2 separate regions of the Homo sapiens genome follow, and region 2 is linked to region 1. The links are chromatin contacts, found by POLR2A ChIA-PET in ENCODE. All regions are on one chromosome and are shown on one strand. The core of a region is the stretch at or near the end of the contact, and the rest is flanking DNA. Distances in the headings are between cores, read along the strand shown.

Region 1 (3,419 bases), core at 213-2,712:
CTGAGGAATATAGCTACTGTGCCTGGCTAAAATTTGCTTTAAAAAAAAAATTGTGGGCCAGGTGCGGTGGTTCACGCCTGTAATCCCAGAACTTTGGGAGGCCGAGGCGGGTGGATCATGAGGTCAGGAGATCGAGACCATCCTGGCTAACACAGTGAAACTCCATCTCTACTAAAAATACAAAAAAAAAAAAAAATTAGTCGGGCGTGGTGTCGGGTGCCTGACACCCAGCTACTCGGGAGACTGAGGCAGGAGAATGGTGTGAACCCGGGAGACAGAGCTTGCAGTCAGCCGAGATAGCACCACTGCACCCCAGCCTGGGCAACAGAGCGAGACTCCGTCTCAAAAAAAAAAAAAAAATTGTGGAAGAGGCCAGGCGTAGTGGCTCATGCCTGTAATCTCAGCACTTTGGGAGGCCAAGGGAGGAGGGCTGCTTGAGGCCAGGAGTTCGAGACCACCTGGTCAACATAGCAAATCCCCGTCTCTATTTAAAAAAAAAATTGTGGAAATCTTTCTGTGTCAAAACATATTTAGATCTACCATATTGTCACTGTCTTTAGGACACTAAAACATCTGCACTGTAGCTATTGACTTCTCATGGAAGTCATCACCCAATTCATACCCAGCCTTTAAATTTCATTGAACAACGTGGTGGGCCCCAACTGTCAGAATTTCAGAACTTGAGCCTTGGCATTTTCTGGCACTCTGTGCCCAGGCCTCCTCCATGCCCTGCCCTGGGCATAAGGGAAAGCACTTGCTTCCCCTCAGAGTGGGCAGGACTTCCGGTCCCTCTTCCCATTGTCCTCCCAGGGTTCACTGCCCCCACACCTGCTTAAGCTTGAATCGCTGTTAACATTTACAAAACATTTTTATGAGACATCCACCTTAACAACTTCCAGCGAAATCATTGGGGGGTCGTTGGGGGTAGGGGGTGGGCTTCTGGCTCCCCTTCCCCCACTCCAGGGCAGCTCATTTCAGGTCTGATGTGAACGGTTCCATTTCTGCCTTTATGCATTGGCATAAACATTTCTTGCAGCCCATAAACACCTTGGCCATTTTACCAGTGTCGTGAAGGATGTTTATGACCCAAATATGAAAACTTTGTGAGAATTAACACTTAGGCAAACAGGCTGTGTTATTCTTGGAAAGAAATATCTTCTCAAAAAGACCCAAAGCAGGCAGGGGCTGCATGTGAAAATACACCCACGTCGGCACACTTAAGTATAAAACCCTGAAGATAGTCTATGATCCAAACTCTTTGCTGTTGCTCAGTAGCAAGGCGGTCCTGCAGTTTTTAATGGTGATCAGCTTCCTGTTTGAGTGTTTTTATAGCGTTATTATGTTGCAAAGTGAATGAGGCAAAATAAAATAGGAAAAGAGATGCTGGACCAGGAGGTTAATAAAAATCCGTGTTGTCACTCGACAGCCTCCCCATACAACTTCTTTTTCCATGCACCTCTGAGTCACTTTGTATTGACAGATGCCATTTGCTCATTTACGATGTGATAATAAAAACCTTCAGCCTTGTTCAATGTTATTCTTTTCCTCCCCTGACAGGAGGGAACCAAATGGTTTGTAGTCCGCTCAGCAGGCATTTTTTCATTAAAGATAATAACCTTGCAATGAACAACATTTAAAAGACATTTCAGAAAAGTAGCAGAATTTGGTCAGGGAGAGAAAGATCTATGGCGACATACTAACCACTCAGACCCAGAAACAGATCTGTAAAATGACCCAGGTTTTACACAATTAAAAAATATTTAGTAAGCATGGATGAATGCTCGACAAGTATGAACCTGAATGACAGTATGTGCAGAGAAAATCAAACATAAGGCTCTGCTCATTTTTGCAATTATGTTGTTTGCATAAAAAATGACATTTAAGCAATAACTGCCTGATATCAACTTTTAATTAATCCTATAGAATCTGATGCCAAAATATTTCCCTGAATTTCTGCCATTAATTTGTTTCTAGTATTTGACTCCGAAGATAATTTAAAACGAAGCCAGGAGGTTTCATAGCTTTTTATTCCAAAAAGCGACACTTTATTGATAGCAATCATTTTCAAAATTAATGGTTTTCCAATCGGGTAAGGTGGCTCACGCCTGTAATCCCAACACTTTGGGAGGAAGAGGTGAGCAGATTGCCTGAGCTCAGGTGTAGGAGACCAGCCTGGGCAACATGGTGAAATCCCATCTCTACTAAAATACAAAAAATAGAAATAAAAAATTAGCTGGGCACGGTGACACATGCCTGTAGTCCCAGCTACTCGACAGGCTGAAGCACAAGAATTACTTAAACCCAGGAGGCGGAGATTGCAGTGAGCCGACACTGCTACTGCACTCCAGCCTGGGCGACAGAGCGAGACTCTGTCTCCAAAAAAAAATAAAAAAGGTTTTCGGCCAGCAGAGCCATATGGCTTTTTTCTTAAAACATATATTATGAGTGCTTTTTGTCACTAGTTCAAATCATAGATTAATCGTACCCACTAGTTTCAAACAAAGCCATATTAGACAGTTGTGACTCAAATTGCTCCATTTCTATATGTGCCATAAACCATAAATTAGAATTGTTGGCAGTCGACAGATGTCTTTTGAAAGAATGTAGACAGATTGCTGTGTTTTAACATTAACTCTCTAGAGTCTAGACAGAAATTCCTTTATAACCACCAATTTTTGTGTATCCTTCCTGAAATGTTCTATATACAAATAAACCTACATAGTAAATACAAGTCACAGGCACAGCCTTGCTTGAAAAGCACAAATGTGATCAACCATATTCAACATATTCTGCCATTTATTGGGTTTTTTCCTTAACCATAAATACGAACATTTCAGCACATATAGATCAACTTTAGTCTTTTTTTATGTTCATTTCTAATATCGAGTTGTAATAATATATAATAGCAAAGAGTATTGAGAACTTACTCTGTGCCAGCCTTGTTCTAAACGCTGTCTGCACATTAACTAGTTTAGTCCTCATCATCAGCCAATAAGTATTCTGAATATCTTTGTTCTACAGATGGGGATATTGAAGAACTAAGAAGTCAACTAATTAACGATGGACTTATTAATGAACAGATTGTTTCCAGATTTTTCTTTTTTTTTGAGACGGAGTCTCTCTCTGTCACAGGCTGGAGTGCAGTGGCGCGATCTCGGCTCACTGCAAGCTCCACCTCCTGGGTTCACGCCATTCCTCTGCCTCAGCCTCCCGAGTAGCTGGGACTACAGGCACCCGCCACCATGACTGGCTAATTTTTTTGTATTTGTAGTAGAGACGGGGTTTCACCGTGTTAGCCAGAATGGTCTCAATCTCCTAACCTCGTGATCCACCCGCCTCGGCCTCCCAAAGTGCTGGGATTACAGGCATGAGCCACCGTGCCCAGCCTAGATTTTTCTTTCTTTTTTTTTTTTTTTTTT
Region 2 (3,152 bases), core at 66-2,565, 2.0 Mb before region 1:
AGGACTGCAGGATGTCAAGGCTTCATGTTCAGATGGTCTTGGGTTCGCACTCCTTGCAGTGACAAGCTGTGTGACAGAACAAAACTACCTCTTTGTGCCTCGGTGGCCTCATAGATACCACCTCAATAATACCACATCATTATGGAAACTTTATGAAGGCTATATTAACGAATGGGTGCAAAATGCTCAGCTCAGTCATTTCTCAATAATAATGACTCTTTTTATAAACATCCTCACTCTTTTTTTTTTTTTTTTTTTTGAGACAGGGTCTTGCTCTGTTGCCGAGGCTGGAGTGCAGTGGTGTGGTCACAGCTCACTGCAGTCTCAACTTCCTGGGCTCAAGTGATCTTCCTGCCTCAGCCTCCTCAATAGCTAAGACTACAGGCACACACCACCATGCCTGGCTAAATTTTTTGTAGAGATGGAGATCTTGATTTGTTGCCCAGGCTGATCTCAAACTCCTGGCCTCAAGAGATTCTCCCGCCTTGGCTTCCCAAAGTGCTGAGATTACAGGTGTGAGACACTGTGCACAGTGAAACAGCCCCATTCTAATGATGAGAAACTGAGAAGCAAAAAGGTTAAGGATTAAGAACCTAAAGATGCAGAAATCCAGCCAGCGTGTTGGCTCACGCCTTGTAGTCCCAGCTACTAGGGAGATTGAGGCAGGAAGATAGCTTGAGTGCAGGACATTCAGGCAGCAGTGCGCCATGATGGCACCATTGCACTCCAGCCTGGGTGACAGAGCCAGACCCCATTTCTAAAACAAAAAAAAAATCAAATAACTAAAGATACAGAATTTTCAGCTTTTTCTGCAAGAGTGGTGCACCCTGAAGTATGTTATACCAAACACTGGTGGGATACAGAAGGGTATTCAGAGAGCTATCGGCAACATTATGTATTACTTTTTTTTCTTTTTTTTTTTTTTGTGGTGGAGTCTCGCTCTGTTGCCCAGGCTGGAGTGCAGTGATGCGATCTTGGCTCACTGCAACCTCTGCCTCGTGGGTTCAAGCAATTCTTCTGCTTCAGCCTCCCGAGTAGCTGGGATTACAGACGCACGCCACCACGCCCGGCTAATTTTGGTATTTTTAGTAGAGACGAGGTTTCACCATGTTGGCCAGGCTGATCTCAAACTCCTGACTTCAGGTGATCCGCTCGCCTCGGCCTCCCAAAGTGCTGGGGTTACGGGCATGAGCCACTGCACCTGGCTGTATTACTTTTAATAGTTGTGTATTTTCATGAACACATATATACTTAAGGGTGGAGGGTGGGGTGGGGAGAGGATGGAAAAACTACCTATTCGTACTATACTTATTACCTGGGTGGCAAAATAATCTGTACACCAAAACCCCATGACACACAATTTACCTATATAACAAACCCGCACGTGTACCCCTGAACCTAAAAAAAAAGTTTAAAAAAAGCATTCTTTAAAAAAAAAAACGGTATGTATTTTTTTCACAGTTTCTATCTGTGGCAAGAAAATCAGCCTCCCATTTACCATAGTGACATAAAGTTTCCTTTTTATGTCAGTGTAGTCAATATCCAAATAATGAAAGAAAAATCTTAAGTCAACACTAAACAAGGCAGCAAGAGATATGGCAAAAATCATGAAGTTCATATGTGAGCAGCGGCATGAGAGACACTGTGGTAGACCACATCTGGTGATTCAAATCGCCCAGCAAGATGGTCAAGGGGCCCCTTCAAGGGTTGCAGACAGTGACAGTCTTGTGATTCACTCCCACGTTCTTCATAAGTGAATCTTTCCTTTCTCTGGGTACACATTGACCTATTCCTTCATGAATTTCTTAACCACAAATTAGAACCATGTTATGACCGTCTTGGTCTCCAATTTTTCATCTTTCCTAACTTCCCCCTTGATGTCATTAACTGGTGTGTGTGTGTGTGTGTGTGTGTGTGTGTGTGTGTGTGTAAAAGACAGAGAAAGAAAGGCTGAGGGAGAGAGGGAGAGATGCTTGTGAACAAAGACCATACATGCCTCTCTTGTTCACACCACCTGCTTCAATAATGGACATGTGGGAGTGGCTTAATAGTGATCGTTTACCGTGTGCTATGCATGCATGATTGTTTCTAATCCACCCAGCACTTGGCAAGGCAGATAGTATCACACTACGATTTTTACAAATGAGGAGGAACTTGAGGCTTACAGGGGTGAGGTGGACCCAAGTGGAAGCAGCTAATGTGACAATATTAGAAGTTGAACCTGGGTAGCCTAAACTTAGAGCCTAGATCTAAACCCTTACCCCATTGTCACCCACTTTAAAAGATGCCAGGGAGAGGAGGGGAGGGGAGGGGAAGGGAGAGGGGAGGGGAAGGGAGGGGGAGGAGAAGGGAGGGGAAGGGAGGGGGAGGAGAAGGGAGGGGAAGGGAGGGGAGGGGAGGGGAGGGGAGGGGAGGGAAAGAGAAGGGGAAAGGGAAAGGGGAGATAGAGGCAACAATATTATTTTTATTTTTTATTTTTTTGAGACAGAGTCTTGCCCTGTCACCCAGGCTGGAGTGCAGTGGCACAATCACAGCTCACTGCAACCTCTGCCTCCTGGGTTCAAGTGATTCTCCTGCCTCAGCCTCCCAAGTAGCTGGGATTACAGGTACCCACCACCATACCCAGCTAATTTTTGTATTTTTAGTAGAGATGAGATTTCACCATGTTGGCCAGGCTGGTCTTGAACTACTGACCTTAGGTGATCTGCCCACCTCAGCCTGCCAAAGTGCTGGGATTACAGGCATGAGCCACTGCGCCAGGCCAATAATATTGTTTTTAAGCTACCTAACTAAACTTCCATGTCTTGGGTTCTCTTTTGCACTAAGCATTGGACAGACATCATCTCTATTCCTCATCTAAAATCTCTGCTCAGAGGAAGCTTGACTTGGAGACAGGGTAGAGGTTTGCTATTTAGTCATTTGCTGTCAGGACGGAAGTCGTTAAAGTCAGGCAAGCTATAGTTCCAATCTTGAATCTGCCATCTAAAAGCCGAGTAACCTTGGGCTCATTATTTATACTGCCCAGGCCTCGGTTTCCCCATCTATAATAGGGATGATGATGCCTACTCCATCAGGTCCTACAGGGATCAGATGATATCATGTGTCTCCTGTGCCTGCTTCATAGCATGTTCTTGGTGTATGGTTGCTGTAAT

Evidence for each region. ChIA-PET counts read pairs that join two places held with the same protein, here RNA polymerase II (POLR2A).
Region 2: POLR2A ChIA-PET joins it to region 1 with 29 read pairs in activated T-cell. The contact joins two enhancer-like sites. POLR2A ChIA-PET finds 5 or more read pairs at or near these places in 2 of 52 experiments (WTC11 and activated T-cell).

The regions. Positions count from the first base shown.
Region 1 is chr20:51,932,499-51,935,917 of GRCh38, reverse strand. No RefSeq gene overlaps it. Among named protein-coding and RNA genes, the nearest start is that of LINC01429, 71 kb to the right of the region's middle. Within about 2 kb of position 1,462, at least 2 of the 41 ENCODE cell types and tissues checked have a DNase peak (open chromatin) inside an H3K27ac peak, as active enhancers do.
Region 2 is chr20:53,891,999-53,895,150 of GRCh38, reverse strand. No RefSeq gene overlaps it. Among named protein-coding and RNA genes, the nearest start is that of BCAS1-AS1, 22 kb to the left of the region's middle. Within about 2 kb of position 1,315, at least 7 of the 41 ENCODE cell types and tissues checked have a DNase peak (open chromatin) inside an H3K27ac peak, as active enhancers do.